Regions from separate parts of the Mus musculus genome. Here all the other regions are linked to region 1. A link is a loop called in an ENCODE intact Hi-C map of the cell type or tissue named here. Cell type or tissue: left cerebral cortex. All regions are shown on one strand. Links, peaks and the distances in the headings refer to the core of each region. The heading gives the core; the rest is flanking DNA.

Region 1 (8,626 bases), core at 342-8,341:
GATGATACTGGACTGAACCTTTTAACCTGTAAGCCAGCCCCAATGAAATGTTGTCCTTATAAGAGTTACCTTGACCATGGTGTCTGTTCAGCAGTAAAATCCTAACTAAGATGCATGCCAAAGAGTTCAATTTCATATTCAAATTGAGATGTAATTAATCACGAATAAGATTGATCATCTTCCCATATTTTTCTTTGAAATGCCTGTGTTTGCTTTCCTCTCTATGACTAGGTAAATTCCATCTGTCAACAGTCTTTAAAGTTATCATTTCTTTCATCATTCTCTCTTTCAGTTGACCACCATTCAGAAAACTTAGTAAATGAGCCCACTATTTGTGGATCATCTTCCAACACGCTCCTAAGAAGTGTGCGTGTGACAGTGTCTGAGTGTCTGCAGCCAAGCTAAATGTGATGTAGTGTCCTAAGCCTCTAGAATGCTTGTCCACTAAGCAAAAGATAAAGTGAACACACATTTCTGCAAGGCTGTTATTTTAATATGCATACCTCAGTTTTGTTTCATCAGCTGAAGATTGGGTTGTCTGCTACCCAGCCATTTAGGGTCTCAGGCCCCACGTTCTCCACACTGATCTGCACCACTGTGTGCCTGGCCTGTGTGCCTAGGTCACATTTCTGCACTGATAAACCATTTACCGTGAAGCTGTTTCTATGTCCTGGGAAATCTCTACTTTGGCTTCCACTTTGGGACTCAGAGCTCCTTCCATCTTGTTTGAATTAATTTCAGGCTCCTTCTCGGGCACACTGTTTGTATCCACTTCTTACTTTTCTCCTTACATAACTGTAGACAAGCTTTTTTCCCTGACATAACTGTAGACGAGAGTCAGTACCCTCACTGACCGCCATTATTGCCCAAGCTCCTTACTATTCATGTTCTGTTAACAAATACTAACACGCTTAGCTCAGACTAACGTGTTGGCGGCGTCATTCTACCTGTCTTCAGAATTCATGGGAGGAGTGGGCTCTGGGGGAACCTGACTTCTCATCCTGGCCTCTGCCTTTCTCTGATGCCCTCCTACACTTTACAAGACTGGTTTGCAATACCACATCACCATCTATAATTCCTTTTCCTGCAAAGTATGTACCCCACGCTTCAAGCTCTGCCCTATCTATTCAGCCACTGTTTTGGCAACTGTTGGATGCCATTTATACCACTTCTCTCTCTTTGTCCATTCAGCTTTTCATCAATAGTTAGCGCGGACATCTCTTTTAGCGAAATCAGTTCCATGTCCATCACTGAAAAGGCATTCCTGTCATTATCATAAATTTTCTTTCTTTTTGTTTTCTCCATTATGATAACCTCAATGTGCCCTAAATTCAGATCAGCTGTCTGTACTGTGTCAGCCCTTACCCATTTCTAGACTCCTGTCCCTCCCCTTAACTCTTTCCTAACTTATCAACATAATTTCCTAAAATTCTCTATTTTATTGTCTCAATTTACTCATTAATTAGCTCCTGTCAGAACCTGACCTCATCTTTCTGTGAAACAATGCACTGGAAAACTATAAATGTCCCTTGTCTTACTAAATCCTTCCAACAGTTCAGCAGTGATTTAGATGAGAATAGAGCAGGATGCTGTCCTTTTGACTGTGCCTTCCTGGTTCTCGTGTCATGATGTTCTTCTATGGTCCCCTGCTCTTTGTCATTCGCTTGGGATTCATTATTTCCTACATATCTGGTAAGCATTAGCTTACTAAGAGTTGATTTGAAGTAATTGTCTCTTCTTGCTTTATACTACATACCTGGTGAATCCATACCTGGTGATTAAATTATTCTTGATATGCAAATGATCCAGATTTATCAGTAAATACAAGTTAAACTGCATGCTTGCCTTCAAGAATAGGGAAAAAAAGAATTACAAGGTAAAGTCAGATCAAATAAATGATTCCTAGTCATTTCCTCTAGGGAACAAAGAAAACTAAGGGTGGTCCACAGAGCAGCTATAGATGGAGATGAAGGCCGTGAGAGGGATTTTACAAATGTGGTCTTGGGATCGAACATTAGCCCACTGCCTGGAGAATTTCTTCTTCTTTAGAAGGAAAATTAAAGTCCTAGTCAAAATATGCTCTGGCTGTGTGGTGTTAGAGATCCCACCCAAGGCCCTGCCTGTCCCGAGAATTCATTCTAGCAGTACTTACCACGATTGCTCAGATTCAGTCAGAATTATGCACGTCTATTCCATCGGCACCTGTTGAGCTGAATAGGACTTTTCTAGATTTCTTCTGAAATAGGAAGGAGGTTGGAGCAGGAGACATAAGAGAGAAAGAGAGACAGTGGTGTAGGTAAGAGCAGTTGACAAGTCATATCCCTATTTGGGATTTTTGAACTGTTGTCAGTTCCTCACTTTTTGGAATGGGGGTGAGGAGCCTGTCTACAGAATGCAAGATACATTTGTTCTAGGACCCGAGTAAATCTGTGCTCAGGAAATGCTATCCTATGACCTGGGTAGAAAGAAAATGCTGTTTTTTATCCTTTGCTGGAATGTGGTTTCCAGAGACCCCAAGAACAGTGATGATCGATCCTGCACTGGAGAATGAGATTCGGCAGGGCTTTCCCAAGGGTGCTCTCAGCTGTGATAGTGGAGATGTGCTTTTAAAATCTCCCAGAAATGGATGAGGACAAAAGCAACCAGACAGGGAATGGAGAATTAGGCAGACACAGCATGGTGACTTTGCTTCAAGTTAACCTGCTTTGGATTTCCAGTTTCTGTCATTTTCAGGAACGTCTATGGAGAAGTAGGGAGATTTGTTACAGGTTGAATACACGGACGCAGAGTGTCGAGGGAGCTTAGAGACTATCATTTAGGCTTTGTGCATCAGTGACCTCTCCCTTGTGGTCACTGGTATACAAGGCAAGGCGAATGTTAATGATCACCCTCTCTCACACATAGCAGAGTGTTTGGTGCAGAGTTATGGAGACACATACAGCAACACCTACTGGGGGCTAGTTAGTCAACACTTACCTCTCCTTAAGACAAATTCAGTTGGTGATGGTTGGAAGCCCATTTCTTTTGTACTCCATCCATATAATTTGAGTACCAGCCAATGTGTTCTCCCAAGGAACATTAATGGAAACACAGTCCATTTTACTGCAGTGCTAAAGCGCATCCTGAAAGCACATCCCCTATTCCTATCTAAGGAGTAAAAGCTGCTCAGGGCTACTGTGTCCTCGGAATGTCTGTGCAGTCTCACCATTAGTGTTTAATAGAAGCTGGGCATGTGCATCAAGGAGATAACATTTAGAGCACCTGAGAATGTGGAAAGAGCTGCATCATATTAGGGCTTTTCTTGTGGAATAGACATAAAAATGATTGAAATCCTGGTTTAAGGGGCAAAAAAATCTATGTATTCATTTTAACTGTCTTCTTTGGTGGTATTTATAGAAACAGGTTTTTATTCTTTTTCCAACAGTTTCTCTAACCATGGAGGGAGGGAGGGAGGGATAGATGATCTCAGTGTGACTTAATGTAATATATAACCCCCCATTCTGCAATTGTTCTAAATATCTTATGACTATAATATTTCCCTGGCATCTTGGAGACTGGTCATAGTGAAGTAACTACCTTACCTTTAAGCTGACAGAATTAAAGGCTTCTCATGTATTTCTTTCTAGGTGTGTTGGGATGCATAAGTGAAAAGTGCTTTTGTAGGATAATAAGATATGTATTTAAATCAAATATTTAATTCAGTTAGAAAACGTTGAACACTCAAAGTTCTAGTTTGTTCTCTTGTCAAGTTTGGCTGACAAAAGAAAGAGAGTGCCTTTCTTTTCTTCTTCTTTGTAAATTTCCTCCTCTGGTTCCAGTGACATTAAAATAAAAGGCCTATTATTTATGAAACAGTTTACTAAATCTGGAAAGGACTAAAGCCTTTTAAAGTTTTCTCTCCAGTTAAGGGAGCCCAGTGTGATGATACAGAGTGGAAGCCACTGCGTTTAAAGGGGCCTAATGGGGCCTGTCCCAAATCCTCACTTTCAAAGTCAATGAATAATCTCTTGTGGAACTCCACCTCTGGCTGCTTCTCTAGGCAAGAATGGGGAATGCTGTATGCATCTCCCTTCTTTTGACTCCAAGAAGGTGGTGGGTGTGGGGCCTGGCCGAGCTGCGATTGGAGGGTTCAAAACTCTCACCAAGGAGCCAACCTTTCAGGCCTGGGGTCTTTAGAGACTCAGGCACTCTGTCAGAAGCTGCCTTGTTAAATTCAGATAAATCAACACTTGTTTCTTGAGAGGATTTTGCCTTAGCATTTTATTCTGTACTGAGCTCAAGGTAATTAAAATTTTAAAATTTAATTTTCTTTTTCAAACACCATATGTGCTGTTTTGAATATGTTTCTAAGATGGAATTTCATTTCCAAAAGTCAACCCTATTATTATTTAAATCTATTTAAATTGCACGTCTCTTGGTACTTACACTGGAGCCCCTTTTAGCAAATCCCGAATCAATGTGACATTGGCTACTAAAATTTTCTTGAATTTTGAAGTAAATCTTGATTTTATTTCCATGTGCATACAATAAACTTTTAAAACTTATCTGAGGATTGAAAATAAAAAAAAATGATTTCCCACAAAATACTCCAAAAGAGCCTAAATTCTAAGTATCACAAATGCACACACACACACACACACACACACACACACACTCACACACACACACACACACACACATATACTCACACACACACAAGCACACACACATGAATTGCATCAGTGTTTAATCCTGTTTAATCCTCTTGTCTCTTCTCACCAATTTCTCCTTTTATTCCTTCTTTAACCAAACTCCAAACGGGAAAAGTTTCTTTTCCTTGACTAGTTTCTTTTTCCTCTAACTATCTTTGAAATTATATTTTAAAATATTATTTATAATTAGTTCATTACTGTGTCTATTATTAAGGTCTCCAGGTAATTTAGTTCTGAGTTTTGGAAAGGAAAGTAAATTCATTGCTTTTAAAGGATCTTCCAGCAGGTGGCACTAAAGCATCGTCTAAAGGTTGTGTCATGCTTATCAATTTAAAAATTACACCCACCTGGAAGGAAAAAAAAAAATCTCATCAAGGTCAAGAGGCTATGACATGCACAGAAGGTATGTTTGCAAACAAATGAACAAACAAAATGCCCGAACACTTTAAAAAATCTTTACACGAGGTAGGTGGATTAAAACTGCTTCGAGAATTTAGGCGAATCTTTTCCTAATAAAAGAAGTGGATATTATACAAAAACCAGGGTTTTGTAGGAATTTGTGTCTCTGTTTGTGAGAATTAATAGAAGCAATCTTTGTCTCCAAAGAGTTTGCTAAGTGTTGTATAAAATATTACATAAAATCTGCATAAAACTGGAATTAAAAATGTATTTATTAGTATCCATATGGTTATGGACTTATTTCAACACAAGGGAATTGGCGTACACACTCCAACTCCTATTAGTGTTAATGGGAATTATATGTGTGAATCCCCAGCTCCCAGTGCGTGGAAACAGAAGTCCCTGAAAAGATTGTTAAAATCTGTATTTGTATTACTTTTGGTTATGGTGAAAGTACAACCAAGGTAGGTGATTTTTAACATCTTTAAACTTAGTAGGGATGGCTTGCACCTGAAACAACAGGCCCCAGAGTGTTATTTATTCCTGTCGAACGTTCAGTTTCGTGTGATGATCAGTTCAGAGCCAAAAGCTAGAGAGGTTTCTTGGATTGTCAGACCTGAGTTCTGGAACGGGGCCATCCTCAAAGAGCTACCGCAGCTGTTCCCTTGGTAGCAAAGGTTGCTCTGGGTTTTTAGCTTCCAAGAAGAGAAATCTTTTTGAAGCAAATGCAAACACATGGGAAAGAGTAAAGCCTTTTCCTCGTCCCGACCTTTCCTCTGTAACTTCTTGGTTTCATGCGGCAGGGCTGTTGGGCATTTCTGATTGCTCTCCGGTGTTTGCGATTCACGATTCACGTGGACCTGAAGCTGCTAGACTTTGGCAGGGTGAAATCAGGCTCTTCCCAGAATGCCCCAGGCACAGAAGCAAACCGTGAATGAGAGCTGTACTACAGCAAGGAGCAGGTTCTCAAGGATAGCTCTGCTTTGGTCCTTAGCCAGAATATCATCGGAAGAGTTTTGACAGCTGGGAGATCACCTGACCCACAAACCTAGAAGATTCTCCCTTCCCTTCCCCTCCCCTCCCCTCCCCTCCTCTCCCCTCCCCTCCCCTCCCTTTCCTCTCCTTCCTCTAGGTGGGTTGTCTCAACCGTTATGGACACTGCTGGTTGTATCTACCAAGATTCTCAATATCTGTGTCTATTCAGCTTTAGATTATAAGAGTAGATTTTAGAGGGTATGGTTGAGGCAGTATATTCTATAAAAAAATAGTTCTCTTTGGTTTTAGGAAAATATTTTTTTAAATGTCCTTTGTGTTAACCCAAAGATCTGCTCTCCTTTATTTCCTGAAGGTTTGTTGTTTCTAAAGAAAAAGAAAATGTGTCTGCCCATCTATCATATCTAACTATCTATCTATCTGTCTATCTATCTATCTATCTATCTATCTATCTATCTAACTATCTATGTATCTATCTATCTATCATCTGTCTATCATCTATCCATCCTATAATTTATATATTTAATATCTACAATATATCATTTATCTATCATGTATTATACATATCTATCATTTATATAGTTGCCCTCTATCATCTATATATTTATCATCTATGTATCATCTATCATTTATCATCTATCATCTATCTGTCATTTATCTGTCATCTATCAATCATTTATCTATCCTATTATCTATATATCATCTATCTCTACCTATCATCTATCTATCTATCTATCTATCTATCTATCTATCTACCTACCTACCATATCTACCTATCATCTGTCTGCCTACCCATCAATTCTATAATCTATATATTTATTATCTATAACCTATCATTTATTATTTATCTATTATCTAGTCTACATATCTATCATTTATATATTTATCCTCTATCATCTATATATTTATCATCTATGTGTCATCTATCATTAGCATTTAACATCTATCTTCTATATATCTATCTGTCATTTATCTATCATCTATCAATCATTTATCTATTGTATTACCTATATATTTATCACCCATCATCTATCCCTATCTATCTATGACATGTCATATATCATTTATTATTTATCATCTATCATCTACCTTCTATCATCTATCAATCATCTGTCTATTCTATTATATATTTATCACCTATCATCCATCTTTACCTATCATCTATCTATCTACTGTCTATTTCTTCATCTATTACTTAGCTATCATCTATATCATCTATCAATCTATCATCTCTCTCTCTCTCTCTCTCTCTATATATATATATATATATACACACACATATATATATATATATATATATATATATATATATATATATATATGTATCTGTCATCTATTTTTTATTTTCACTTTACATTCAAGGCAGGATTGAAAACTGCAGCCCCGTCCCATGTTTGTAGTGATGATTTGCTTCATTGATAGAACAAATTGCCTGTTGACAGTGGTTGACTGCAGCTGACATTGCCTAATAAGGATGGAGGCTCTTTATTGATCTCAGCCTAGAAGGACCCAACCTGAGTTTTGTCCCCTTTAAGTTTTATTGACTGTAAAATGGAGAACGTGTACCTCCAGTTTAAATTTAGTCTGATATTACAATTACTTTTTTACTATCTCTCTATTCATGCTCTCTGAAAGGACATACACATTATGCACAGAAAGAAAGAAATAGTACTATTTCTTAGCAGGCTTTTTTTTTTTTTTTTTTTGTTCAGGAACACTCACACACTTTCACGAGCAGAGAAAAATCCAAAGAAAGAAATGAATATATTTTATGTTTAAGGGTCATTCTGAGGTCCTTGCTGAAATGTTTTGATTTAATGTCATTTTTTCCAAGTTGAATATAAAATAGTATTTCTATAGCAAAGGATCTTCAATCCATATCTCATTTACTCTATTTAAATTCCTAATCTTCTAATACCAATTCAAATAGCAGTCCACTTACTAGATGCCAGCTTTTGGTCACAATTCAATGAGAAGTGACAGGCGGCAAGATCAGAAGAACTCACTAGTGAGAAGATAATGGATGCCAAAGAAAGCCTGCATGAATCACAAATGGCTAGATTTATAAATTATCCAATAAACAAGTATTTTCAAATCATTGTGCTACGCAGTGACAAAAAAAAAATAATCATTGTTTTCCAAGGGCATCTGGTCTGTAGAACGGAGGGTACAGGGACAGCTACAGATACTAATAAGCAAAATCTCTTCATTCTTAATGCCACCTATCTGCCAAGCACCTAACATCCACCATCTTGCTAATCTTCAAGACTATGAAATATACATGAAATATACATCCTCGTGAAATATACATCCCCATCTCGTTTTTGCCAGTGATATAATTAAAGCTCAGAGAGGTTACATCCCATGGTTAAGGTGCCCCATTGTCGGTGACAAAACATCATTTTAACTAGGGATTGTCAGACATCTGAGATGGAGGCCTTTCTCCACACCTTGCTGGCTCCTGCCTTTGGAGACGCAAATGATCAAATGAGATTTTCTGCCAGAACACTGAGCACAGAGAAGTAGGTGAGACTTCACAGGGC
Region 2 (8,626 bases), core at 344-8,343, 570 kb after region 1:
AATGGAAACAATTGTCTTCTCTTAGGTTGCACTTGGTAAACATCATTTATTCATCCTCTAAAATAATTTATTATGAAGCTACAGTGCTTATATGTTCTGACTCCAAATTTTATCTTTGATATTCTTTTTATTTTTATTGTAATTGCTCTTTGTTCTACATTGTAGAAAATCTTAATACCAAAGCTTAAAGAAAACAAAACTATTTATCAATATATGTATATCAAGAAAATTCCTCTTAGGCTGTTTTATCAGGAAAATGTACTGAATGTTGTAGTCAGTTCTCCACAAACACAAATATTTTTCTATATTTTTGACTGTAAAAATGTATACATGGCTTTTGTTTTGAAAGGTATTTTACCTTGGAATTAATTTTAACTCTATGAAATCCTCAGTTTTACACTTTCCTCACTTCTCTGACACCATACAAAATAGTTTTTTCTCACTATTCATGCACTTAGCCACAATAGGTACTAGACATGAACTGTTTCTCCATGGCATCCATGTATGAATGGAGAGTGAGACTGGGGACCATCCTGATTCCTGTTCTATGTATTATCAACCACGTACATTTCTGTATATGTAAAAATATAGGTTCTGGCATCATGAGGACAAAAATCTCAGGAAAATCAGTCACATTTTTCAGATTTATTAAAATCCTTGACACTGATCATGCAAATAATTAACATTAGTTATTATTCCTAACCATGAAGTGTCTACAATATTGTCATGTCACTATGCTGGCGATTAAGGCTATGTACAGCATTGTGAATATTATTCTCTTTATTTAGGGAGATCTATCTACCCACCTGTCTATCTTAGATATTATTTTTACTGTTAACTATGTATATGTGTGTTTGCTGGTGTGGGGATGTGTACGTAGGTATCACGAAGACCAGAGGAGAACACTGGATTCCTCAGACATGAACTTCCAGGTGGTGGTGCTCAGGCCAACGTGGGTGCTGAGAACTGAACTCAGGTTCCCTGCCAGAGCAGGTGATATTTTTAACCACGGAGACACCTTTGCAGAGTTGGTATTCACATTTACTTTGTGACATTGAATGTATGACCAGAAATACAAATTTAAGAAAACATGAGCTACAGAACTGCAAACGCATCATCTGAGAGCTCAGAGGGACCAGAGTCTGAGCGATTGTACTTAGAATATTAGGTTTACGCACAAACAGAGCCTGATTTACTGGGTACACGTCTATGGGCTTTTCATATAATAAGCAGGATAGGAAAAGAAGAGCTGTGCTTTAGAGCACAAGGCAGGCCTATGAGATACCCAGTGGATAAAGAAGGGTTATTTCCTCAGGGCTCTTGACTCACCTTAGAAAAGTTCTGCATCAGGGGGATGCATCCTCCCTGACCGCTTGGTTTTGTGCTATAGGAGAGAGTTGTCATGGCCTCGGGCTCATTTTCTCCCTACACGTGGAGTAACAAGATCGATCTGATCCTGCATCACTCACTAAGAGCCTTCTGTGTTTCCAGCATCTGTGAAATGGGGACAGACATACTGATGTAGAAGAGAAGACCAGAACAACCACCACCACAACCACCACCACAACCACAACCACCACCACAACCACAACCACCACCACAACCACAACCACCAACAACCACATCAACAACAAACAGCCCCTTCCTAATTCTTGCAAAGATTTTTTCTTTTATTTTTCTTTTCCTTTCTTCTCTTCTCTTCTCTTCTCTTCTCTTCTCTTCTCTTCTCTTCTCTTCTCTTTCCTTTTCTTTCCTTTTTTTTCTTTTTTTGAGAAAACAATCAGAATGACTGGTTAATTTATTGGTGAATTAAGACTTTCTCAGGACTTGCAAACCTCTGGTCATAGATATCTTTCGTTTACTGAGATATGGGACCCTATTAAATCGGAGTATAGTTATATGGGGTGGCATTAGTACAATGTTTAGGTTGCTATTTTTTCTTGGAGGGTTTATATAATTAGACACATATTCATGGAAGAAAAGAATAGTTAGTTTTGATAACACGTGTGTTTTTTCTGTTACTTAGTTTATCCAAGTCTAACACATGATGAAAATTTGCTTATTTCGTGCTTCAGAGTTTTGAGAGATGGTAATTTTCTCAGTTGGAATTTCTTATTGTAAATTAGATTTTTTTTCTTATATTTATTCTCTGATGGATTTTTGGCAAGCGGTGCTATGTCTCATCTTGTCTCTGCAGAGTGTGTACAACCTAGCCCCGAAACGATGGCAGCTAGTACTGAAAAGCACTGCCTGTTAAGAGATTTAATCAGGGGAATGCTTATGTTCAATAAAAGTTATCAAAAGGCATTATCATAACGAGGAACTTCAGCAATCCTCAAGTAGAGCACCTTATGAATTATGCGGAGCTATTTTTGAACTACAATGCACCACTAAATTAGGTTCCTCTTTCATTAAAAAAAATTTAAAGCATAATCAGTTACTATTCTCTGCATGTTTCTAATTCTACAATACTGCCTTGATTTTGTAAACCTACAGAAATCATGTCTTTTCTTTACTCCTTTTCTCCTGGTTTTAATGTCACCTTACATCAGTTTCACTTTCTTTCTCCCTCCCTAGGGCTGACTTAAGAAACCAACTGGCACCCATAATGATTCCTGGAGGTAGAACCCTGCAAATGCTATTGTCATTCCCTCAAGATAGACTAGTCTCCCAAACACACTGCCTCCATTGAGAGAAAATAAAAGTGGGTAGAACAGAAAGAGAAGACTGTGTGTGTCTTAAAATAACCGCAGCCATATGACAGTTTCAGGCCTGTGTAGAGACAATTTGCATATATCCCATTAAAGCTGCCGGAGCTCCACTTTCAAATTTGGATGTCTCCAGTCAATCTGCAGAGGTCAATACTATCTTTTTCTAAAGACACACTTTCTTGTAATCGTCCCTCCATGACTGACAAGTGGCCCTCACAAAACGACAAGAAAGGCAAGTGTTTGTTGCAGAAAACTTCAATATAAGGCATTTGAGAGATAGGAACGTTCTAGAAGGACCCAGCTATTTTTGGACTGTTAGCATCAAGTCGAGGTTTCAAATGATAAATTCAATTAGAGGGGAGGTGACTGGGTGATCTACAGTACGGTGCATTAGCAGCAGCATGCCGGCATGGAGTTCATTAAAAAGCAGTATCAACTCCATCACCTTTTAGTAACACAATCAATTTGCTGGTCTTTGAATAGTCGTGGTGGTCAAACTAAATTAGATTTAATGTACATTGACCAAGTGATTTGTAGTATCTAGGTTTACAGTATCTCAGAAGGAAGTGTATAGACTTGCCAGGCTTGCTTGGAGTACAGATAGCAATAAGTCACAGAAAAGGCCAAACGAGGCAAGAAATCAGATCTTTTGTTTGCTTCCATGTTTTTACAAGAGTTCTTTTCCAGAAGTATGCAAAAAACTGTAAGATTAATCAGACTTGTGTGAACCCTGTAGATATTACAGGCATGAGTACTGCATTGACAAATTGGTATTCCGTCTGCATTCCCATCAAAACCTTTAAGGCTTGGATTGCTGAAGTCTTACTGACAGGTGCTATGCCAGCAGCCCCATTACTACGTGCTGAATGCAAAACTGGATCGTAATAAGGCAAACTTGGCGTTTTAAAGATGGGACAAGCAAAATAGTTGAAATTTATTGAATATGCTTCAGAGCGCTTCATCTTTCAACTCTTCCTCTAATGTATGACACGAATAGAAAATAATGATGGTGAAGATCCTATCTGGATGGTGTCACATTTAGATATAAATTTCAATAGTGTACACTTTCCCCCGAGAGAGGCTGCCTATTTGCATAAAGTTTGCCAATAACCAAAAGGCATGTCCTACATTTCTGCTTGTACTCTAAATGTCTGTCTGTTTGATGGTTTGAGGAGAAACATTTAGAGGACACGTGTAAATGTGTTCGATGTATTTATGCTAAAATTTTCTTTAGGTAAAAACAAAAATACAATAACAACAAAATCCAAACCACGCTGCTCCCACACTTTAGTATACAACAGATATGAAAACTATTAAGAATAAAAAAACCACTATAAATGGTGGCCATGTAAAACATAATGCCCTTTCAAAGAGGAAAAAAATTGAGTGCACCGATGTTTTACAGATATATTTTATAACCTGTTTCCTGCTTTTCAGAATGACTGCTGTTCTCCAAAACAAGGCTTGGGGGCGCCAAAACCTTACAGCTGAAGCCTAAACAGGCCTGAAACCCCGGTGTTTTTATCACTCCCTTATCAGGTGAAGTGAGATCTCCGTGTGCTGGGATGTACTACTGTACCTACTGCCCGTTTTGATAAGGCCCATGAAGAAGGAAATTTGAGCAAGATTTCAAATGCTGATTTTTGCATAGAATATGCTGACGCTACAGATTTGTCTAAGCATAAAATATGCACATTCTGTATTTTTGTAACTACTAAAAGACATTTCCTCCCTTGGATACATTTTCAAAGTGTTTTAAAACTTTAAGGCCTATATTTTTAAAGAATAATTGACATTCTGGGCAGTTAAACTAGCCAATTAAAAACTGTTAACATAATCGATTCTATAAAGCCAATAGTTTCCTATGCCAATGCAAGATTACATTTTAGGAGAGGATAGAATCCAATTTCACCATGTAATTTTCTGATTTTTGTTTACACATTAGGGTATTAAATATCTTTGCATTGATGAAACTTTTGCCGTTTTAAATATTGAAAGCAAGAATGAGCACCTGTTGTGTTTTTGGTCTCTGTGGAATCACTGACAACATTGCCGATTTTACTATTTACTTAGATGTTTAGGTAATGTAGCTCTCTTTATCTAAGGGCCTGCAGAAAGTTATTCAGTAAGGGCCAAGGCAGAAGCAGACAACCTTTTTGTATGTAAACTATTTTATATGACTTTAGAATTAATTAAAAACCTGAGGTCATGCATCCTTATTAAAGTGTATTCTAAAAGGGCTACTGCCCAAGAGAATCTGAAGTCATGAGGTCACCCTCGTGATTAGTCTTCTCATCTCCAAGCTCTGCTCTGTGCAGAAGACTGGGAGAAGCAAAGCTCTGTTAGTTGTTTTCTTTTTAAAAAATAACAATTGTAGAAAACTACAATCAACTTCAGCACAGAATGTTCGGTATGGTATGGAATGCATGAAAATCAGTTCATATCTACAGAAAGCTTAGTCTATTTTTTCTCATATACAGGATGGAATGTGGCCCCAAGTAGATTCAATTTCTCAAATTTAAGGAAGCCACTCATATACTTGCCTTAACCATCAATAAGTTACACAAGGCTGAAATGTCTAGGAAGAAAATAGATGACCCCTGTCTAGAATGTAGGCTGAGTGCTTCAGGATCCTACTTTGTGTCTAATTGTTTTAGTTTCCAAGGATGAGTCTCCATAATCCAAATTGAATAGGTAATAATTTAATGAATTAAATCAGTAGACAGTGAAAGAGTTTAAAACAGCACTCTCTGGGCATCAATTCCTTAAAAGAGCCAAATAAAATAGTGTTGAGATATCTCAAGGTAAAATTCCATTGTCAATAACCTTTATCATGAGCGTGATGTCATCAGAAAAGAGGGCTAGACATGAACTGAGCACAACCATCAGCACATGCTTAGATTCTTAACCTTAAATGTCCTCAGATCTGCCTAGATATGTTTTGACTTCATTTAGAAAACAAAAACAAAAGAAAGTTCCCTTTATGTTTCTCATAATTACTGCATATGCAAAAAGAGAAATAAGACATTTTCAGATAGTCATTTATAACTGGCATAATGTTTTCCTTTCCTGATTAGTATTTAAAATAAGCTCTTAAAAATAAAAATGTGGAGTGCATTGACCTCTGAGGATTCCCGGGCATCTGTACTTGCTTGCTTTCCTTGACTCCAAGCGCCCCTTTGAGAATGTACACTTACTGGGTCATGTTGTTTGTGAACGGGAATGTGTATTGGCTGAACCCTGTGTGTGAAAGTGATTCAGGAGGTCAGGGAGGGGGCCCTGTCCCATTCTTAGTCATGACAGCTCGTCACCCCCTGGCAGTCTGCCTGTGATGGATGAGTTCAGGAACTGAACTCTGACCCTCGCTGGGGAGTGTGCCCCTTATTAGGAGACTTTCCAAAGACCACACTGTGGTTTCCCATGGATGGTTCTACAAGTAGCATGAAATTTTGCTTTAGGTAATGACAATTTTCTTTTTGGTCTATAAGTTAATAGCAAAATGGTTTATATTTCAAATAGCTCAAATTTATATTCTCATGGCACAAAATTACTATCTGATTTAGATAATATTAACACTATGACCTAAAGTACTAATTGCTACCCAGTTGGTATCAGCATAATTGGGCATGTTTACCTAATGAATACAATTTATGTGTAGTATTGAAAAATTCTTGCAGAACACAAAGCCAGTTGTAGTTAAAATATTCTGTTATTTTTATACTAATTTGTTTTCGAGCACATGTACAATCTCCATGTGTAATACTCTTTGAAAAGCATCAGGCACAGACACAAAACAAAACTCAGGCATAATTAGCATGTAATTAAGTGGTTAGAAATAACTGGATGTTTGATTATTTCTGTGTCATACCCATACTGTCCTCTGCTGCATTTTATTATGCTATAATGAAGCAAGCCAAATTAATGAATTACCACGCCCCATATATTCCTTGGAGCACACAAAGATGCCTCCATGTTAGTTTCCCAGTAAAGTAGATGTGTCTAATTCAAATAGACAAAAGTAATAAATTGGAAAATATAAGCAAAATCTAAGTTAGGGGCTATTCTCAGCACAATATGCATGCTGAATCTATGTTAATATAAGTATTTTTTTTCCTAAGATATGAAGCTCAAGTCACTAAAATCGACTTCTTTAACTAAGGCGATTATGTGATATTTAATAGCAGAGCCAGTGTTGTGTCTTATTTCACAGAATAGATCAGATATTAAATGCTTTCAGCACTATGTCTGGATGACCTGATTATGACAGATTTATTTTCCTTTTAAATTGTTTCTAAAGATAAATATAAGCCATTTGGAAGAAACTTATTCTTTGAAAACTCAAAAATGCCAACTACACAGAAAGTCTTGCAGCTGAAATAAAACTGTACTTAACTCTTCAACATTCTGTGAAGGACACACTAACCTAAGTCCCTATATAATCAGAAAACTTAGAACATTGACCAAAGAGATATTTATGAGGCAAGGGAAAGTTAAGGTAAGGGGAAAATGTGCAAATCTTATAAATTTAATCTCAGGAATAGCTCTCAAGAAGGGTTTGAATGATAAGATGTCTTTTCCACATATTTTATTGTATGTAGATCATTGCTGAAACATGAAATCAGTAGTTTAATATGATATTTCACTAGAAAATTATGGACAAAGTGAAATATGTCTTCTGGCAGGATTCTTGTTGGCCATTCTTCATAACTGAGTCAGTTACATCACCTCTGTCTTCCAGCAGTCTTTTTCACTCTTCTCTTACCACACAAGAATTTTCATAGTTCTTCAACACTATATGAATTGTTCATGCAATTTAATAAGGCTGTAAATGCAATATTTTATGCAGTATTTCTATGCAAGCCAGAGCCAGGTATGAGACAGTGGGAGCAGGATGGCTTTGGAGCTATGCTGCCGTCTTCAGTGCTGACACAGGATGGCCTGGTGGGTTCACCATGTGAGAGCACTTAGACTCTAGAAGTTTCCAGCTAAAGCTTTATCAGATGAGTGCATCTCTGCCCTTGAAGGTTCAAGTCTCTGCTATCCTAAGCAGCTCTTTCAATGACAGTTACAATGCCATCTTTGATTAGTTTATATTTAATAAATTTTATATTACAATTGAAAGCACATGACCTCTGGCATACTCGGTGGACAGTCCCTCTGTCTAGGTCCCTGTTTTACATTGATAAATATTCTTGGAACTGTCACATGATTCTTCATTTCTCTATCATGCTTATTTAAACCATTTTCATGTTGTTAATTTCTCTTTAAAATGGTGAAAGTATAATATTGAGGACAGGGAGAATTTTGATGTAGTTGAGAGAAACATGTTTAATCTGACTGTCCTTTTCTCACAGAGAAAATCAACTTGAGATTTATGAAACTCTGTAATATCCTGACATATCCTCTTATTTTTTATTTACTACAATGAGTCAATATTATTTGCAGTGATTACTCAAAGACTTTCTACCTGTTTCCATGAAATAAATGATGCTGAACATGGAAATGACCTTAACACGTGTTCTCTGAATTTTTCTCTTTAAATATTATACAGAAATGGCAATTTTTTTCTTCTAATAAAATACAGTTGTCTTACAATGTTCCCAAGATAGTAAGAAAGTTATTACTGAATGGCTCAATCCATTTCAATTAAAGGAAATAAAGGAAAACAAAACATAAAACAAAACAAAACAAAAGAAAACAAAAGAAAGAAACTAAGCAGTATGTAAGAGATTCAGGGTTTCTCTGTGTAGTCCTGGCTGTCCTGGAACTCACTCTGTAGACCAGGCTGGCCTTGAACTCAGAGAACTGCCTCTGTCTCCCAAGTGCTGGGATTAAAGGTGTGCACCATCATGCCCGGCTATGTAACAGAGCTTAAGCGTTTCTCTCCAATACACTCACTGAACAATTTCTAAGAT
Region 3 (8,626 bases), core at 393-8,392, 1.2 Mb after region 1:
CTTTTTCACCCATAAAAATGCATTGTTGCACACTAAAACCATTTTGAGTATGGTGGCAGGTAAAGGTAACATGTGTGCTTATGTGTTAAGAGGACATAGATCATCTTCAGATGTCTCTTTTTAGGGCCTTCAACTCAGCACATTACTATGACCTTGCCACTATGCCCAAATGTTCATCTTTCTTCCTTCCTTCCTTCCTTCCTTCCTTCCTCTCTCTCTTCCTTCCTTCCTTCCTTCCTTCCTTCCTTCCTCTCTCTCTTCCTTTCTTCCTTTTTTCTCTTTCTTTCTCTTTCTTCCTTCTCTTTCTTCCTTCTCTTCCTTCCTTCCTTCCTTCCTTCCTTTCTTCCTTTATCTTTCTTTCTTTCTTTCTTTCTTTCTTTCTTTCTTTCTTTCTTTCTTTCTTCCTTTCTTCCTTTCTCTTTCTTTCTTTCTTTCTTTCTTTCTTTCTTTCTTTCGTTCTTTCTTTCTTTCTTCCTTTCTTCCTTTCTTTCTTTTTTCTTCCATTCCTTTTCTCTTTCTTTCTTTCTTTCTTTCTTTCTTTCTTTCTTTCTTTCTTTCTTTCTTTCTTCCTTTCTTCCTTTCTTCCTTTTTTCTCTTGCTTGCTTGCTTGCTTGCTTGCTTTTATTTATTTTTAGAGTTTGTGTAAATCAATCCTCCTTCCTCATACACATATAAAAATAATTACCCATCTAGTCTCCTCTGATCAATGCTTTTCTACTTCAAACATCATTCTTCATTAATAAAATGTTTAAATCCTAGGTGTACAATTTTTTATGAATGGGTAATTATAGTTGTCATAAAATGAAATGTGTCCTCTCCAGTGTGCAGACTCTATGGGCTCCATAAGCTTTATGCTCTTTCCTCCATGAGGTGTTCTTTGGATAAAAATCTTCCAAAGGTTCTTAACATCACAAGGTCCCAATTTAACATGTCTGGTCCCCTAATTCCTGAGTCAAATGGGAACTCAATTATATCTCTCTTTCATCAATTTTTCTTTTAATGGTTATTATTACATTATTATTATTGGTTTTTCGAGACAGGGTTTCTCTGTGTAGCCCTGGCTGTCTTGGAACTCACTTTGTAGACCAGCCTGGACTAACTCAGAAATTTGCCTATCTCTGCCTCCCAAGTGCTGGGATTAAAGGCATGCACCACCACACCTGGCTCTTTTAATTATTTTATTTAATTGTTGTTAATTGTGGTAATTAATAGACATCATAGCTGCATTGCTTGCTTCTTTCCTTTGAAAGCTTGTAGGGCAAATCTCAGCTGCTAAAGATATCATGTATTGCAGACACTGGAGACAATAGTGTTCTAAGTTAAATTTGAGATTAAAACCTCTTACCTGAGATTTAGCTTTCATGGTAGCAGAAGTTGCCCTGAAAGCTTTTAAAAGAAAGAAACAAACAACAGTCCTACGAAGCTATGATATCCATTACCCTCCTTTCTTGGTATTATTATTATTATTATTATTAATTATTATTATTATTTGGGGGGGATATGCCTGAGCAAATACTAGGATGTCAAGTATTTTGGGCATACTCCAAGCAGTGGTATAGTTGGGTAATATGATAGACCTAGCTCTACTTTTTTGAGGGTTTCCTAGACTGAATTCCAGGGGATCTCCATGAGTCTGCATTTCCACTCGCAGAAAACGAGGAGTCACTTTTACCCATATCTAATCTGCTGTTTGTTCTTTGTTAACATCTGTCTGACTGAGCTCAGGAAAAAAAATCTCAAAGTTGTTTTAATTTGCAATCCCTTAGTTGCTAAAGATAAGGAATGGCTATATTATATGTTTTAGCAATTATTTATTCTTCTTTTTAGAACACTCTGCTCAGATCCCAGGCTTATTTTTGACTAAGTCATCATTTTTTTCTGTAATTTTAGTTCTTTACATATTCTTGATATCAATTCTTTCACTGATGTATAGTGTGCAAAAAATCTTCCATTCTTGACTATTTGTCTCTTATCTTTAACAGAATTTTAGTTATATGAATAACTACTTCTCAATTGTTAACCCTGAATCAGTAAAAATAGAAAGTCTTTTCCTAACACTATGTTTTTTAGGGTAAAACCTATTTTCTTCTAAGAATTTCCATCCTTCAAGTTTCACAGTTTAAGATTTGATAAAAAAAAATAGAGCACATATCAGAAAACCCAAGTTCTGCACAGGGAGAATTGTGCAGTGCAGTTCCAAATGTTATATCCACAACATGGCTTCTGTTTGTAAGGATTATTGTGGAGGGGGATAGTTTGAAAACATTTTAAGATACCAAGGAACAGAGACTTTTCTGTGAATTATATTTCCTAGCAATGTCAGAAGCCTACATGCATAACATCCAAGCAACATGAGTGTCTAAATATAACCTGAACAATAAAGACACTGGAAGATGTGCCAACATGGAAGGGAGAAAAATCAAGAGGCCTCAAACCTATACACGTAATTATAGACAACTAAAGAATGCAGAAATGTGGGGAAATACTCTTTCCCATAGAAGAGCACACCAACTGGTTATCCAATACCAAATGGTCTGATGTGAAGATAAATGCATACAAGAAACATTGTATAGTCTGAGAAGTTTGTATTTATGTATTTAGAAACACACACACATGCTTTAAGAGAAAACGGTCATGAATACAAAAGTGAATAAGATGAATAAATGTTAATCTAGATAGACAGAATGGGGAAATGGTGCAGTGAGATACTGTGATTATATGATAGTCTTAGCAAGAAAAATATATAGGGGCATTTCAAAGCCTATGAACATTAAAATATATATCAATGTTACTCTACAAGTGACCAGTAGAAAATATTTGTACATTATTAGTCAGTATTTCAGTAGTAAAAATTTTCAAAAGCATAAAACCAGTTTTTATACTATGAGTGTAGGTCTTTTTATATGAAAATTACAATATTTACTCTGAAAATGGTGTACAGATATTCTTTTTGATTTATAATAGGATTTCTCAATCCAATCTCTATTTATTATATTTATGATTTTATGAGCCAGGGGGCATTTAACATGCAGTGAATTTTATTTTATTTTATTTTATTTTATTTTATATATATTTTTTAATACGTATTTTCCTCAATTACATTTCCAATGCTATCCCAAAAGTCCCCCATACCCTCCCCCCACTCCCCTACCCACCCATTCCCACTTTTTGGCCCTGGTGTTCCCCTGTACTGGGGCATGTAAGGTTTGCATGTCCAATGGGCCTCTCTTTCAACTGATGGCAGACTAGGTCATCTTTTGATACATATGCAGCTAGAGTCAAGAGCTCCGGGGTACTGGTTAGTTCATAATGTTGTTGCACCTACAGGGTTGCAGATCTCTTTAGCTCCTTGGTTACTTTCTCTAGCTCCTCCATTGGGGGCCCTGTGCTCCATCCAATAGCTGACTGTGAGCATCCAGTTATGTGTTTGCTACGCCCTGGCCTAGTCTCACAAGAGACAGCTACATCTGGGTCCTTTCAGCCAATGCTTGCTAGTGTATGCAATGGTGTCATCGTTTGGAGGCTAATTATGGGATGGATCCCTGGATATGGCAGTCTCTAGATGGTCCATCCTTTTGTCTCAGCTCCAAACTTTGTCAGTGAATTTTATTAATGATAATTTTATTTTATTTTTTGCCTTGTTTTGGGGTTTTAGTATTTTTTTTTCTGTTTCTTTCTTCTTCTCCAATATAATACATTCTGAGTATAGCCTCCCCTTCTTTCTCTCCTCGCAGTTCCTCTCACCCATCTCCCTTCTCTCACCTCCCCTTCTGTTTCCTTTCAGAAAAGGCTACCCAGGGATATTAACAGAACATGGCATAACAAGATGCAATAAAACAAGGCATAGACCCTCATATCAGGGTTATAGAAAGCAACCCAATAGGGGAAAGGGATCCTAAGAACAGACAAAAGAGTCAGAGATGCTCCCAATTCACACTGTTAGAAATCTTGAACACCCAAGATAAACCACATATATACACCACAGAAGCATAAAGTCTGTGATTGCTGCTTCAGTTTCCATGAACCCCTATGAGTCCTGCTTAGCATGTCATGTTTTCCTGATGTCCTGAACACAGAGCTCTCTGACATACATACACACACACACACACACACACACACACACACACACACATACACCAGTGGCCTCTACTGAGTTCTAGAGCTCTGCCTAATTGTCTGTGGTTTTCTGCATCTGCTCCTATCAGCTGCTGGAGGAAGCTTCTCTGACAATGATTGGACTGGGCAAAGATCTTAAGGGTGTAGCAGTATATCATTAGGACTCATTTCATTGCATTTTTGTTGTTGTTCTTAATTTGTCACTGGTGTTTGTTTCTGCCCTAGGTCTTTGAGCTATCCAGCTTCCAGTTCCTGGCTATCCCAGCACTGTTGGGTATGGGCTCCCTCTAGTGGCTTGGGCCTCATGTTAGATCAGTCTTTGGTTTGCCACTCCCAAAAGTTACATAATAACTTAATGGCAATTTCATTAACATTCAATTGTGCGACCCCCCCAAAATATTTTAACTCTTTTAAAAAATCAGTTAACTTTTATTGAGTTCTAGTACAAATATTTTCTTAAAAACTCTAGGAAAGTTTGCCTATTTCTTAAATCAGTCTCAAGAACACAGTGTGATACATTACACTGCTCTAAAACCAAAGTAAATATATAACATATAACTCATAGAAGTACATAATCATAATTTTATTGAAAGAACACTTTCAATAGAAAGATAAAGCTAGAAACAATGAAATAAAGCAGAAAACACATTTTGAGGAAGTTAAACTATATTTGTACTCTGTTGTTATAAACTTGAACATGCCTATAAAAGGATTTAGGAATTATAGTGATAAGTCAGATAATCCAATGAACATATTATTTATGTGCTATAATTTATAATACATTCAAAACTTTTGAAAAATATACTATCATAAGATGCTATTTATTAAGGGTACAAAAATATACAAAACTTTCTGCAAGACCATAGATTCCTACTATGCATAGAGAAATATGTGATAATTATCTATCCAAAATCAAGAGACTATAACAGTTTTCTCTGGGGTAATATGAAAGTGTAGAAAGTAGGGTCTTTGGTTGTTTTAAGAACAACAAAGAAAGATTGCAGGCATAAATGAAGGTCCTTTTTGAGCATGATAAGAGAAACAATTATTGGAAGACAAGGAAGAAGCTATGTTCAAGTATTGAAGGCATGAGAGTTGACTTCTGAAAGAACCTGTACAGATTCACATGAAAGTGAAAGCTATAGTACAGGCTATGATTTAAAGCAAAAAACAAACAAAACAAAACAACAACAACAAAAATAATATTAGCTTTGGATGAGGCTACAGTATTGGGTTTCCCCTCAAATTTTAGAAAATGTTAAGCAACATTGACATTATCAAAATTACAATTTCAGTTGAGAAATTATGACTAAAATTGAGAAATATCACAGATAGAAATTAGGATGGATAAAGTATAGGTGATTAAATATCAATGTCTAGAAACAAATGGTGTTTGAAGTTATAGCCAAGGGGGAGCAACAGGCAAATGTGTTTAAGATAAAACAAATAGCTCTGTATTCCATCTTTAAATCGTATTATTTGGGTTGTTGGTTTCTAACTTCTTGAATTCTTCATAAATTTTTGATTTAAGCCCTCTGTCAGTTATAGGGTTATTTAAAATCCTTTGCCATTCTGTTTGCTGCTGATTTGTCCTATTGACAGTGGTTTTTTTTTTTTTTTTTTTTTTTTTTTTTGCCTTACAAAAGCTTTGCAGTTTCAGTTGACTTTAGAGCCTGATCCATTGGTTTTTTTTTTGTTCAGGAAATTGTCTCCTGTACCAATTCATTAAGGATATTTTCCATTCCCTCTTCAATGAGATGTAGTGTATCCGGTTTTATATTGAGGTCCTTGATCCATTTGTATTTGAGTCAGAGTTTCCATGAGGTAAAAACAGGTCAGCCATTGCCCTCCAGTGCATGGCCTGTCAGGCTGCCTGGGCAGAGAGATGGAAGTACCAGTGCTGGAACGTGCTGGTTCGTTTTTTAATATTTGTCACAATAATTGCTCATTTGAGGTCTATAAAATTTGTGTTAGAAATTTGATGGGGATTGCATTTAATCTGTAGATTGTTTTTGGTAAGATGGCCATTTTCACTATGTTAATCCTATCAATGAGTATGAGCATCTTCTGATATCCTTCAATTTCTTCCTTCTGGGACTTGGAGTTATTGTCAGCCAGATCTTATATTTGCTTGGTTAGAGTTACATCAAAGACATTTTATATTACTTGTGGCCATTGTAATAGGTGTTTTTTCTTATACTTTCTTTCTCTGCCCGTTTATCATTTGTACAAAAGGATCTACTCAATTAAAAAGTGAGGTACAAACCTCAACAGAGAATTCTCAACACAACACTCTCAAATGGCCAGGAAAGACTTAAAGAAATGTTAAAGTCCTTAGTCATCAGGGAAATGCAAATCAAAATAACTATGAGATTCCATGGTACACCCATCAGAGTGGCTAAGATCAAAAACCCAGGAGATAGCACATGTTGGCAAGGATATGGATCAAGGGCAACCATCTTCATTGCTGGTGGTGGTGCAAAATTGTACAACCACTTTGGAAATCAACTTGGTATTTTTCTCAGAAAACTGGAACTATTTCTACCACAAAACTCAGTTATACCTATGCTGGGATCATACCCGAAAGTTGCCTCCAACATTCCACAAAGACACTTGTGAGGTGCGGGTGTGGCAGCAGTCCCAAGATGGCAACTGGGTCTGCAGCCAAGTCTTATGACTTGCACCTGTCTTCCTCATACACCTGAAAACAAGCCACGTCCATCGTGAGAACTGTGCAGGTGCACCATGATGCAAGATTGGACCATATGACAAGTGATGATTCTGGCCAATGGACTGCTGTTACGTGGACTGGGCTGATGGGGTGTGGTAGAGGGGTTATATAAGGGATTGCGATTGGGGGCGGGAGAGGAGATTCCTGCTTGCATGTTGAAAGGTTCCCAAATAAACTGCTTTCAGAAGAACGCTGTGTCGTCGCTCTTTTCTGCTGGTCGGAGACAGAAGCAACAGATACTTGTTGAGATATATTCATAGCAACTTTATTCATAATAACTAGAAACTGGAAATAACCCAGATGCTCTCCAATGGATAAATAAAATGTGGTACTTCTGCACAATGGGATAGTATTCAGTTAATAAAAGCAAAGACATCATGAATTCTGCAGGAAAATTGGTAGAACTTGGGAATGAGACATCATAAATTCTGCAGAAAAAATGGATAGAACTTGGGAATATCATCCCGAGTGAGATAACCTACTCCTAAAAGGACATTCATGGTATGTACTCACTTATAAGCAGATATTAGCCATAAAATACACGTACCATTCTACTCTCCACAGACTCACAGAAGCTACCCAAAAAGGAAGTTAAAAGTGAACATGCTTGAATCTTACTTAGAAAGGGGAATGAAATAGTTATGAGGCAGATCGAGTGAGGGATCTAGGAAGAAGAGGGGAGGGGAAGAAGAATGAGGTGGGTTAAGGATCAGGTGTGGGGAAAAATAGAAGAGATGGCTAGATAGCCGTGAAAATGAATGGAAATCTTCACTTGACTGGGGTGAGGCAGTGGGAGACATCTCCAGGATGAGACAGAGACTTGGAATAAGAGAGGAGCCCAAGAATCAATGGGGGTGACCTCATCTGTGACTCACAACATTGGGGATATGGATCCTGAAGAAGCCACCTCCTGTAGGCATACAAGAACCCCAGTGGAGCAATAGAGACACTAACCCACCCATAAAACTTTCAACACAAAATGTATCCTGTTTTCAAGAAATGCAGATGCTGGGGATGGAACAGAGACTGAGGGAATGGCGAACCAACAATTTGCCCAACTTGAGACCCATCCATGGCTAAGAACTAAGCTCCGACACTACTAATGATACTCTTTTATGCTTGCAGACAGGAGCATGATGTCCTCTGATAGGCTCCTGCAGCATCTGACTTACACAGATACAGGCACCCATATTCAAACAGTGGATGGACTGTGAGGACTCTTAGGAAGAATAGGAGAGGAAGGATTGCGGCCCATGAGGGGATTTAAAAGAATAACAGAATCAACACACCTGGATCCTTGGGGCTCTCAGTGTCTGAACCACCAACCAAAGAACCTACGGGCAATGGACTGGGCTTTCTAGCATGTATGTAGCGGATGTGTGGCTTGGTCTTCATGTATGTCCTGAACAGCTGGAGCAGGGTCTATGCCAAAATCTTTTGCCTGAATATGGGATATAATCTCTTAACTGGTCTGTCTTGTCTGGCCTCAGTTAGAGAGGAAGCACCTAGCCATAGAGATTTGAAGTGCCGGGATGGAGGTGATACCCAGGGCGCCCCCACTCACTCAGAGGAAAAGCGGAAAGGGTTATGGGGGAAGGATTATGAGAGGGGCTGCCCAGGAATATATACACACATATACATATACATACATATATCAGTAAGTAATATATATGTATTGAATATATATATATATATATGTATATATACATACATACACACACACACACACACACACATATATATATATATACATATATATATATATATATTCTTTTTAAA

What was found. Hi-C counts contacts between places; a loop is a spot of excess contacts. Peaks named below come from ENCODE experiments on the same cell type or tissue, not always from the same donor. Only the 100,000 strongest peaks of a DNase experiment are listed, where the experiment ranks them.
Region 2: it touches region 1 in a loop (4-fold over the local background); 4 of 42 quality-filtered maps call a loop at or near these places.
Region 3: a loop joins it to region 1, with 9 times the contacts of the local background. A loop is called at or near these places in 12 of 42 quality-filtered maps.

Annotation. Positions count from the first base shown.
Region 1 is chr3:151,563,218-151,571,843 of GRCm38, reverse strand. No RefSeq gene overlaps it. Among named protein-coding and RNA genes, the nearest start is that of Gm24458, 41 kb to the left of the region's middle. In left cerebral cortex, for the core only: a CTCF peak has its summit at 4,983 (motif pointing right); DNase peaks (open chromatin) are centred at 5,004, 5,741 and 5,954.
Region 2 is chr3:150,997,802-151,006,427 of GRCm38, reverse strand. No RefSeq gene overlaps it. Among named protein-coding and RNA genes, the nearest start is that of Mir3963, 22 kb to the left of the region's middle. In left cerebral cortex, for the core only: a CTCF peak has its summit at 4,187; DNase peaks (open chromatin) are centred at 2,243, 2,741, 3,388 and 4,199; H3K27ac peaks cover 418 bases.
Region 3 is chr3:150,380,961-150,389,586 of GRCm38, reverse strand. No RefSeq gene overlaps it. Among named protein-coding and RNA genes, the nearest start is that of Gm40178, 17 kb to the left of the region's middle. In left cerebral cortex, for the core only: a CTCF peak has its summit at 4,386 (motif pointing left); a DNase peak (open chromatin) is centred at 4,398.